Linked DNA regions of Mus musculus: region 1 is linked to region 2. A link is a contact called in ENCODE Hi-C or POLR2A ChIA-PET data. All regions are on one chromosome and are shown on one strand. The core of a region is the stretch at or near the end of the contact, and the rest is flanking DNA. Distances in the headings are between cores, read along the strand shown.

The links. Hi-C counts contacts between places; a loop is a spot of excess contacts on that map. ChIA-PET counts read pairs that join two places held with the same protein, here RNA polymerase II (POLR2A).
Region 1: a loop to region 2 is called in a map of heart, with 2.9 times the contacts of the local background. The contact joins the promoter of Ndufb3 here to the promoter of Cflar in region 2. A Hi-C loop is called at or near these places in 1 of 37 maps with a recorded cell type or tissue (heart). POLR2A ChIA-PET finds 5 or more read pairs at or near these places in 1 of 5 experiments (Patski).

What each region holds. Positions count from the first base shown.
Region 1 is chr1:58,584,431-58,590,515 of GRCm38, reverse strand. It overlaps Ndufb3 (NADH:ubiquinone oxidoreductase subunit B3), which reads right to left and starts at 4,119. Exons shown (of 3, transcript NM_025597.3): 1 at 3,846-4,119. It overlaps Fam126b (family with sequence similarity 126, member B), which reads left to right and starts at 4,183. Exons shown (of 13, transcript NM_001310598.1): 1 at 4,183-4,304.
Region 2 is chr1:58,711,977-58,717,513 of GRCm38, reverse strand. It overlaps Cflar (CASP8 and FADD-like apoptosis regulator), which reads right to left and starts at 4,228. Exons shown (of 10, transcript NM_207653.6): 1 at 3,855-4,228.

The DNA of each region.
Region 1 (6,085 bases), core at 2,870-5,369, 130 kb after region 2:
AACTAAAATAGATATGATATAGGTCTTTTGATGAAAAATAAAATCTCTTTTTAGAGGTTAGCAGTTTGCCTACCTGGAACTTAAGACCACTATTCTGTACATAGCATGGAAATGGCTGTACAAGTTCAACTGCACAAACACTATTAGCTTACAGGCCTCAAAAATCAGGCGCCGTGCTGGAGTGTACTAGCTCAAGTACTGACCAATTCCACCTGAGGACACCCTTTTTTTCTTTCTTTTTTAAAATTTTACTTGCAGACACCTTCTTAATAAATTACCTTTGTAAATAGAATATGAATGGTTGTTGTTTTGCAGCTTGTTTTGCTAGTGTAAAAATAAACTTTATCTTAGTCCTCATTTAAGTTGCTATGAATTTAAAATTCCAGGGTATGAATAGTGCTATATTATTACTCATATAAGGGTAGCAGTTGGATTTCTATAATCATTGCTCTCTAGAAGTAAAACCAAACCAAAAAAAATTCTACCATTATATCTCCACTTAATAATAGGAGGAGTCCAACAGTAGGACAGGATCTTTCAAAATGGGATTTTACAAAACAGAGAAAAATAAGATTTATTAGTATATGCTGAAGACACTATATGAAATGCTCATTTCATTAAACAGTAATACTAGGATATAGGAAAAAATGAACACAGTAACTAATGAATTAACCAAAACTTAAAATTTATAAAAATGTAAAGAAATCAGCTGGGCATAGTGATGCATGCCTTTAACCCAGCGGTTGAGGGGCAGAGGCAGGTGAAGCTCTGTGAGTTCTTTGTCAGCCTGGTCTACAGGTGGAATTCCAGGGCTCTGTTACACAGAGGAAACCCTGTATCAAACACTGCCCACCCCCCACTCCAAAAGTTAAATCACAGAACATTATGTTAAAGATCTCCATATTCGAAAAATTAAAATGTAGCCACGAAATACAAGTTAAGACAACAACACTCAAAATATTAATTTGCAATGTAAGTTTTTGAAGGAAAACATGAAACTCTATACTCATTTCTCTTGCACAAATTTCTTTAATAAAGCCAATATATTTTATCTAATTACAATATTTTAGAAAAAATTCTTCTATAGTTATTTCCAAAAGATAAAGATGAATAAACATATATCTAAGGAGTCTTTGTTTTCTTTTTAAACATTATACCTTAGCTGAAGGAAGGCACACATGCATGTAGTTAGAGCCACCTGAGAGGCTAAGGCAGGAGGCCCACTTCACACGAGTTTAAGGCTGATAATGGGCACCATCATGTGAACCCATCTCAAAATGTAAAACAAAAATTACTATTATTTCAAAATAGGTATAAATCAAAAATAAAATCTCGAATGTTCGATGGAAGAGTTTAAATTTACCTTTTTATGAATACTTGTAGCTAAGAAATGCAGGAAAATCACTCAGTCCTTCTGGACTTCTATTCTTTCATATAACAAGAACTAAAATCTATCTTGCAAGTTGGAGAATGCAGAGAACACCCTGTGGTGTGCCTTCCATTTTCATATCTAAGTGGTAAGACTAACTGAGCACCAATGTTCTGAAGAAACTGGCATGACCTAGAAAATGGAGCACTTGCTAGGCGTGGTGGCGCACATCTTTAATCCCAGCACTCAGGAGGCAGAGGCAGGAGGATCTCTGAGCTGGAGGGCAGCCTGGTCTACAGAGCAACTTCCAGGACAGTCAGAGCTACACAGAGAAACCCTGTCTCAAAAATCAAGGTGGGGGTGGGTGGGTGCGGAGGTAAGGGTGGTGGGAGAAAGGACATTCAGATATGTATGGCCACCAAGTCCTCTCCTGGATATGTGCTGTCTCATTTGGTAGCTTTTAACATTTAAAATGTGGCTAAAGAGCTAAGGAACTGGGAATTTTAATTAATTTAAATTTCAAAATAAATTCTTTTTAAAAAGATTTTATTTGTGGTATGTGTGTGTGTGATGTGCATGGGAGTGTCCTTGGATGCCAGAAGAGGGGTATTAGATTCCTGGAAGCTGAAGTAATAAATAGTTGGTGATTGTGAGCCATTTGGTGTGGGTGCTAGGAGCCCAATTAAGGTCCTCTGGAAGAGTAGCAAGTATCAAAGCAAACTCTTAAATCAATTATAAGAAAATACTGAAGTGTATTTGGACTTATCTGGGTGTATGAATACTTTTTTCAAGTGTAGTTTTTCAACCTAAAAATACAAATACAGACCAAGTATTTATATTTATGAAAACAATATATGTGTGTGTATATATATATATATATATATATATATATATATATACACATATATATATACACATATACATATATACTGCATATATAAAGTACATACATTTTTGACAGCATGAAATGTAGAATAATTCATTAATAGTATATATAAATATACATATTTATTCAAGAGAAGGTTTCTCTGTGTAGCCCTGTCCGGGAACTTGCTCTGTATACTAGACTAGTGTTGAACTCTGAGACTCACCTGCCTCTACCTCCCAAGTGCTAGGATTAAAGGCAACCACACCAGGCTTCAGGCTTAAATATGTTTAACATACTGGGTTAGATGAATTTGTTTTTTACTTTTACTGTCTACTAGAAATTTTAATTTTACATATATGGCTTCCATTGCATTTCTACTGGATGTTATCTCTTAAGAGAAATTCCTGAATGTGCATGACATTGAATATGTTTATTAGATTTTTTTTTCCAAATAAAGCACACATTACTGTATCACTGGGGTATGAGCCACCCCTATCTTACAAGAATATTGTTTATTTACTTGAGACAGTCTCACAAAGCTCAGTCTCACCTCAAACTTGGTATGTAGCCAGGGAAACTTTGAACTCTTACTCCTTCTGTCTCTGTCTCCCAACTGCCAGGAGTACAAGCCTGTGCATCATGCTGGGCTCCTATTTTTAAGAGTATTTCTTTAAAGTCATGTGTGGTGTGTGTGTGTGTGTGGATGTTCATGCAGAGGTCAGAGGGCAACCTAATCCAACTGGTTCTCTCCTCTTCCACAGAATGAGCGAGTTCTACTGCACTGAGGGCTCAACAACAGGAAATTATTTCACCTTTAGAACTGTCCGTTTAAGAACAGAAAAAAAAAAGGATTCAACCATGAATGAACACATAATTATGGAAAATTTAAATGCTATCTGCCTATGTCAGAAGTGAACTCAAAAGTTTGGTGATGATCAACCTTCACTAACGATGGCTTGTTCTATCTAGCACTGGGGAAATGTTGACTTGCTTTCCCTAAGGAAGAAGAATGTTACATCCATTACATATAATTTTACAGTTTATCAGGGATTTTCAAGGGTGTATCTCAAATTTCCCTCATTTAAAAACTGAGATGACCATTAAAATATGGGAAAATACAAATGAACTGCTATTACTTTAGTATCCAATCCTTAATCCTAGGATTATGCAGTAGTCTTGATTTTGTGACTTGCTCTTTTTCACTTAAGCACTGTGTCGTAAACACTTATATTTGGGAAACCGTACTTAAAATACAAGCTTGTGAAGCAACCGTTGCAATTATTTCTTCTAGTTTTAAGTATTTTCGGGTCTGAGCTGTTCTTTACCCTATTCAAATACAACCCAAAAAGCCAGGAGGCGAGGAGTACATTGCATCTGGTAGCGGCGGTTTAAAACATCTCTGGGATTTAACAACCATCGTAATTCTCAAGACATCCTTCATCCGCCTCAACACAGCCCAGCAAGAACCTTGCAGCGGCGCTCCCTAGCTAGATCCCGGATCTTCTCCCGGTCTTATCGGATCCCTTCAGCCCTCTCCACTTCTGCATTCCCTGGATAAAGTTTAGATTATGCGTAATCCAGAAGTCTCCCACCAGCTCCCTAAATTACCTGACAGCAATCTGACCTCCCGGGACACTCAATATTCAACCTTACAGCCGGAGACAACCGGAAACGGACGTTGTTTCCTCTAGTTTCTTACGACAGGAAAATGGGGGAGATGGTAAACGTTCCGGTACTGGCGCAAGGCTCCCAGACAACGTAGAGATGACATGAAGGAGCCTGGAAGTAGAGATTATTTCCCACACTTTGCAGCTGGAGTCTGCTTGAGGTAGAAGATATTGAGGAGAAGGACGATAAAGCCGTGTTTGTCTTGCTCCAGGACGGAATCTTTAGGCGGAGCACCGAGAGGCGGGCCAAAGTCATAGCGCAGCCAATGAGAGCGGTTGTTATTAAGCGCGTGGGCCCACTCAATGAGAAGGCTGGTTGTTATGCTGCAGTTGGCAGGCTGCTGCGGGAGGCGGTGGCGGTGGCGGTGGCGGTAGGAAGCCTGAGGCTGCGGGGTGACAGGTAGGCGGCGGTGCTGTCTTGGGGGGGTTGCGGGGGGGGGGGCGCACGGTGCCGGGTGAAGAGGAATTTCTCCTCCGGCTTCGGACGCCGTAGTCGGGAGCTGACGAAGGTGAAGTGGGAAGGCAGCAGGACTGTTGGATCCGAAGCCCTGCAGACCTGGGAGCAAGCTCGGGAGGGTCGTGAGGAGAAGGCGTCTGCCGAGGCGGCTTGGGGATGAGTGTTGTGGGGCAACTTGGGGCCCTAGCAAGGGCGTTAGGGTGTCGGTGGCGCGGGCTGAGGCGGGAAGGAGGCGGGAGCAAGACACAGGTAGTGAGGGCTGAAGGGATGTCTTGCAAGAAGCCTCAGGTAAGAGAAGGACGTGGTATTGCAGACACCTGCGTGAAATCCTAGGTGTTCTTAGGGCCGTTTGCTGGGATGGGGAGAGGTGCGGAGAAGAAAGATATTTATTGGTGGTCAGCTCTAGAAATTGGTGGTTGTACATTATGTAACCCATGGCAGTTATTTTTCCAAGTAACTCGACTGACCCTGGTAGAAGAAGAGCTCTGCAACCCATTGATGTATCTGAGCACTTTGTTCTTGTTGGCTCCAGCGTTCTCTCTACCGAGGCAGGGTCTGTAGGAGGAGGACAGCGTGAAGGCAAGAGTAGTCACGAAGCGCTTATCCCAAATATGGACTTTGGTTGCGAGACAACACGATGTTAGCTTTAGAGGAATGTTGTCAGATTCGTGTTTTGTAGTACAGGAATTTGCTTTGCGGCTTTAACCTTCAGAAAAGTGGAGAGCCTTTTAAATCTATAGACGAAGATAAATGTAGATTAGAAAATGAACAGTAAATTGGTAGACAACTCGCCCCCAGTGTTAAGGACTGTGAAAATAAGTTGGGAATCTTAGCAGAGGAGTGTCAACTTTTAAGTGATTTCCCTTGTTAAGTCTAGGAAGCTAGTTGTGAGTTATGCCTTAGGCTTAAAAAAATAAGTTCGTTGAATGTCATGGACATAGATAAAATTTATGTACAAATTTAAAACTATTTTGTTTTGAAAAGTCTTTTAAATCCACGGTTTGAATGGTGAAATACAGTCCTAAACAAATCCCTGTCGGCGAATATTGTGGAAGGGCACTTTTATAACTCATTGGAAAAATATCTTTAAAAAGTAGCACTATAAATTATTAAAATGTAAGAGGCCTGAGATGCTGCCGTCAAGTTAGACGATGAGGACAAATGTATCCAGGAAGTATATTGTCTTTCTGGGCTTGTTATTTAACTACATGTTAGAAAAACTTTCTAAGATGTAATCTTTTTCTACTATTGATCATTTATACATAAATATTTATACATATACATAACATAAACATACATATACATAAACATTTATGCATATACATATAAAGCTAGAATTTTTCTCTCAAAATATTGTTTGAGTAGAAATGGGTCATTAGTATTTGTTTTGAAATGTCCAGCACACTGAGGTATTTGTCAGTGCTTTAAATAAAAAAATTTAAATGATACTGGTGTTTTATTGCTTGTCTTTTATCTTTTTACAAGAATAATGGTATTTTGGTCACAAAGAAAGCTTACATTTTGCTTTAGGTGAAATTCTATAGTGCTTTACATACAAAAAATACGGTGTTTACATATTGAAAACAAATATTTGCCTTTAGGTAGTTTGATTTAAGAGAGAGCATGTGTGTTTCTGTGTCTCTCTTATGTAACCAGCCCACTCTGTTTGAGAGAACTAATGGTTGATTTTCAGTGGCCAGTAGGTGTCATTGTAGAATGCCATA
Region 2 (5,537 bases), core at 2,979-5,478:
ATGTATTGACAATCAGTTGGCCCTTTTCCTAAAAGGCTAGCGTTGGGCTGGAAACACTGTTTGCCCATTAAGATGAGGTCTTCCCAGCTCACAGGAGACTCTTCCTGGGGTCATACCCAGCCTCTGATACCCATAATCCCTCCTATCAGCCCTGTCATTACTTCATTCAGTGTAGAACAGCTGAGCTCTGTCTATGTCCAGGTTCCAAGGGTGATGCCTCTCATGCCACCAGTTCCACCTTGCTTCAGTGTAGGCTGCAAAGGGACAAACGGACATTCTCTGTGTGCCTATCTGCTGCAACTGGATAGTCATATGTCACCTGCTCAAGAGCTCTTGAGGCCTGAGCCTGGCAGGCACCTAGGGCCTACCACACACAGCTGACCGAAGGTGAGGGTTTGTCTCTCATCATAGTCTAACTCAGGCAGAGCGCTTGCACGGCTGAGGCAGAAGGGCAAATTCAAGGCCAGCTTGGGCTGGGGTAGATACTGATCCTGTCTTGGAAAAAGAAAATAAATTTGAGAGCTGGTGGCACACACCTTTGATTCCAGTGCTCAGCAGGCAGAGGCAGGTGGATTTCTGAGTTCGAGGCCAGCCTGGTCTAAAGAGTGAGTTCTAGGACAGCCAGGGCTACACAGAGAAACCCTGTCTGGGAAAGAAAACAAACAAAGTTAAAAAAAAAAAAAAAAAAAAAAGGTGAGCCAAGAAACAACTCTAAATGACTAAGAGAACACAGCTCAGCATTTATGACATTTGAAGCTTGGCTTGGCTTGAGTTAAAATTTCAACCAGGCAAATACACTTGTCCAGTTACACAAAAGCTCAGTTCAAAGACCAAAGCTGTACATATGATCACCATATGGAGCTTCTAAACATGCCTTTCAATATATAGAGAAGTTTTTCTAATTATAAAAAGTTCTCTTTGTCGTAAGAAACTCTGGAGCAAGCCAGGAAGCAACGCTTGTCTGTGGTCGCTCAAGCTTCCTGCCCTCCCTGCTTTTGATGATAAACAGTGGAACTGTGAGGGGTGGGGGAGGAAAGACTCTGAAACGGACAACTTGAGGAAATAAAGTAACAAAGTGTCCATCTGCTTCTTCTGATCCCCCTTGGTAGTCCTGACTTCTCGCCTATCTGGTCCTGAACGATTCTTTGACATTCCTGAAAGCAACCATGGTTAACGAGACTGATTCCACATTTAGGCTGAATGGTGGCCAGCTTGTTTGTGGAAAGCCTGGGCAGAGAGCAATTGCATCATTTCTCCAGGGTAAAGCCTTGTGCTATATATATAAAACCCCCTGTTCCCACCACAACATTTTAATAGGTTCCCTAGGCCTTTAAGCACACCCTTAACTATCTGTCAGATTAAAATAGTATGGCCTTGGGGTTTAAGCAGGGCATAAGTCAAGCATAAAACTTTTGTTCAGGTTTCAGTAGTCACTCAGCCATGGTTCTGTATGTAACTTGTTACTACTTTTGTGTTTCCTAATTAAAAGGGGGTAGGAGTGTCAGTCAGCAGAGAAATGCATACACTTTCATTTCCATCAGGGACTTTGATGGACCCCCTCCGTAACACCTAGAGGTGTTTGAGCAAGATATCTGTAAAGTGCCTACCTTTTAAACAAAGATCTAACTTTTAAAAAATGCTTTTCAGTCAAGCATGGCAGTGTGTACCCATAACTAAGGTAACAGAGAGGACCAGGAGTTCAAGGTTGGCCCAGGCTCCAGGAGACTCAGTCTCAAACAAAACCAAAAACTAAAGCTACAAGAGAAAAAAAGTATTTTTTAAAAGATCACAGAAATATAAGGCAAAGGGGGACTTTTAAACATGGAACATTTCACAGGTCCATGAAGCTCTGGTTCCCACTTGTAAAACAAGATCTTTGAAGGAAGTCACTTACTTCAAAGCACACTAAACCTTGAAAGTAGTTAAAGCAAGTGGAGTTTTCAATCACACTGAAAAACTGAGGTGGGCTGGAGAGATGGCTCATCGGTTAAGAGCACTGACTGCTCTTCTTCTAGAGGTCCTGAGTTCAATTCCCAGCAACCACATGGTGGCTCACAACCATCTGTAATGGGATCTAATGCCCTCTTCTGGTGTGTCTGAAGACAGCTACATTTTATTCACATACATCAAATAAACAAATAAGTAAATAAAAACTGAGGTATTAAATGTAGATCAAAAACTGTGAAAGACCTGGGTGCAGGAGCTCATGTCAGTAATCTTCGCGCTTGGGAAGCTGAGGAGGATTTGGAGAATTCAAGGCCAATCTGTGCTGCGTGGTGAGTTGCAAACCAGCCTGGGCTATAGTGAAGTGCTGTCTTCAAAATCAGAAGATACAGCCGGGTGTGGTGGCGCACGCCTTTAGTCCCAGCACTTGGGAGGCAGAGGCAGGCGGATTTCTGAGTTTGAGGCCAGCCTGGTCTACAGAGTGAGTTCCAGGACAGCCAGGCCTACACAGAGAAACCCTGTCTCGAAAAAAAAACAAAAAACAAACAAAAAAATCAGAAGATACCACAGTCTTCTTCAACTGAAGAGTTCAATGCAGAACACAGTCTCGAATAAGTGGTAAATCTGATACCGAGTTGGCAGAACTTAATTCTTTCAATGTGTTCAACCAAAGAAACCCCAGAAAGAGGAAAATAATGAAGCTAAGATTTGTTGTTGTTGTCTTTGTTGTTGTTGTTGTTGTTGTTGTTTTCTGGCATTAAATGGACAAAGAAAAAGTGGCTATGAGTACAGATCATCGAATGAGCATAAATATAGAATAAGGTACAAAGAGCAGAAAGAGTTCAATTTTACCTAGAAAGACAAGGGCACACAGACAGACAGACACACACACACACACAGTCTTTTTCTTTCAATAGTGACACAAAGGAAGAAATTGTTCCCCAAAGCTAAGAATTGAAGAGGGAGGAGAAAGAAAGAAAAAAAAAGAGCCAATGAAACAAATCCAAGTGGCCACTGCACAAGATGGGGAAGGAGGGGAAACTAGGATGGAAACAGAAAAACAACACCACAAACATCTGTTCTGAAAGACTGTTTGGAGAAAGAATACGAAAAGGAGCTGGATGGCTGGGGCCAAGGGAAGATTCCCAATTTTTTTAAAGGCAACCAAAAGACTGTATTTGAGTACACCAATGTATGTGACTAGAACCAGCCACCTCTGGCTGTCGCTAGGGAATGGACTCGTGGGAGGTGGGGGCAGTGTCTGTATTTACTTTGCAGGTATATTTTATTTATATTATAACTTGCCTGAAAGGTTTTGGATATTAAAATGCAATGCAAAATAAGAAGTAAAATCCTTAGTAAGGAGCAAGACAGCTGCCCCAGGTGGGGTGTCAAGTCTTCCCAGAGGTGAAGGTCAGCTAGGGCGTCATAACACAGGTAGTGCTTCTTGTTTCTGAGATTTAAGAGAAATAATGCTTTGAGTATAGGAAGGCCCTGGGCCAAACCCTCACTGCCTCACTCTTGGCCAGCAGGCTTCTTGCCAGGATAAGCTGTCCTTGAGCTTTGTCCAGGCAGCCTCTACGCTGGGATTATAGAAACAAACAAAAAACACCCAAGTACCTTGTTCGAAATTTCACGCCATCCAGAGTCACACACTAAATTAACAAGGAGGCATTTGAGTCCAGTAACAAGTTTAATTTAATAAGTCTTTGGCTCTCTTCAAGAAAGACTTGGATTTGAATGTGCCACAAGTCTGGAGGTGCTGTGAGTGGATCCCCAAAAAGCACAGAAGGAACCAAGAGTGGAAGATAGGAAACGAACACTTTCCTACATTAATCAGGAGTCAGCTCTCCAACTTCCCAAGTCCCTTTGGGAACTGCAAGAATAGGAGGGGTTCTGGGATTACTCACACCGGGCGGTCGCCGGCCCATCCCACTCAACAACGGCTTTGTCGCCTGTCTTCGCTGGAGACCACCAGAAAACTGGATCGAACGAGACACTGGAAAGAACACAGAGAGGAGCAGACTCTTCAGTAGGCGTCCAGGAAAGTTAGCCTGCGGAGCTGGCCCAAGCTGCTAGCCAGGTGACGCGCCCAGCGAGCCCAACAGGTTCAGGAATGAGATGCGACCGCTCTCTCCCAGCGATAAGGACGTCCCCAGAGTACTCTTGCGGGGGCAGAATCGCGAGTGTGAGCAAAGAGAAGGGCTCCGAGAAGATGAGAATGGCCGCCATTTCACCAAAACTGAATCGAGGCCATTGCTGAATTCCACAATCCTAACAAGAGGGCGGAGGAAAGTTACAGGAAGCCAGAGAGGAAGCCAACTTCCGCCTCTAGGGGCGAAACTGACCAGTCAAGGCTCAAAAAAAAAAAAAAAAAAAAAAAAAAGAAAGAAAACCCCAAAGACCGCACATACCCCAAATCCCGCCCCCCATGCTACTTCTCTGAAGGAAGGAAACACCCCACTTCCCACCCACCCACCCCCCACCCGGGTTTCTCGCAGCTTGGGAAACTAGGTTAGCAAGTGGTGACTTGCTAAAGAATTAAATGTCATCAAAAACAATGTACAACATAAAACTTCTGGAAAAATCCATTGAAGCTGAGTGTGGTGGTGTACGCCCAGCTTTGGGGGCGGGCGGGGGTGGGGTCGGCTGCTGAGAGAAGATTTTAGCGGTCAAATCGCTTGCTTACCCAAAGCCTCCACCTCCGCGCCCCACCCCGCCCCCCACCCCCCACCCCCCCCCCACTCCCCCCCCCCGCTCCAGCTGCCAAGTGAGGTCTCTGCCTTCAGAAACCCTGTGCTCTGGACATTGGTCACTGAATACACACAGTACCTAAGTGTCATCCCAGCTGGTTGGAATAAAGACTTTCAATAGGCTATGAACTTTGGCTACGTGGTTATCTCTGGTGGACTCCCAGGAACAGTGACTAATAGCGACATACTCTCTAATCCTAGTAATCCAATCAGGAGGCAGACACAGGTGGATCTCTGCACAGTCTAGGGCAGCCTGGGCTACACAGTGAGTTTAAGGAGAGCCAGGGCTGTATAGAGAATAGAGTCCTGTCTCAGAATACCAAAAAATAAAATAAAAAAATAATTTGCTTACAAACCAAGCTTGTTTGTGATACCAGAGAGCTGAGCTTTCTGCTTTGTTCAGAACCTTTTGTAAACTAGGAGGTCGACCTTTTATCTAAAATCTCTTCTTAGGTTTTAAATTTTAGATCATCCCTATTGGTCAAGGCCTGACATATGACACTCCCTTCTGGCCCCACCCCTTTTACTGTTAAAAAATTTTTTTTCGAAGGTTACCTGAACCCGGAGGATTTAATTAGACTCCTTGAATTTACTTCCAGCGAACTTGTCCACCAAAAGAGAGAGAGAGAGAGAGAGAGAGAGAGAGAGGGAGGGAGAGAGAGAGAGAGAGAGAGAGAGAGAGAGAGAGAGAGAGAGAGAACCAACTTTTCGAAAGGAAAGCTGGAAACTGGACAGTTCAACTCCAGGAAATGAGTAATTCTCTAGATGTTTTGTGCTTGACTAATTGTGGCTCGGCCAGCAAAGTTAATCTTTAGTTTTCCGACAGGAACACAGGAATGC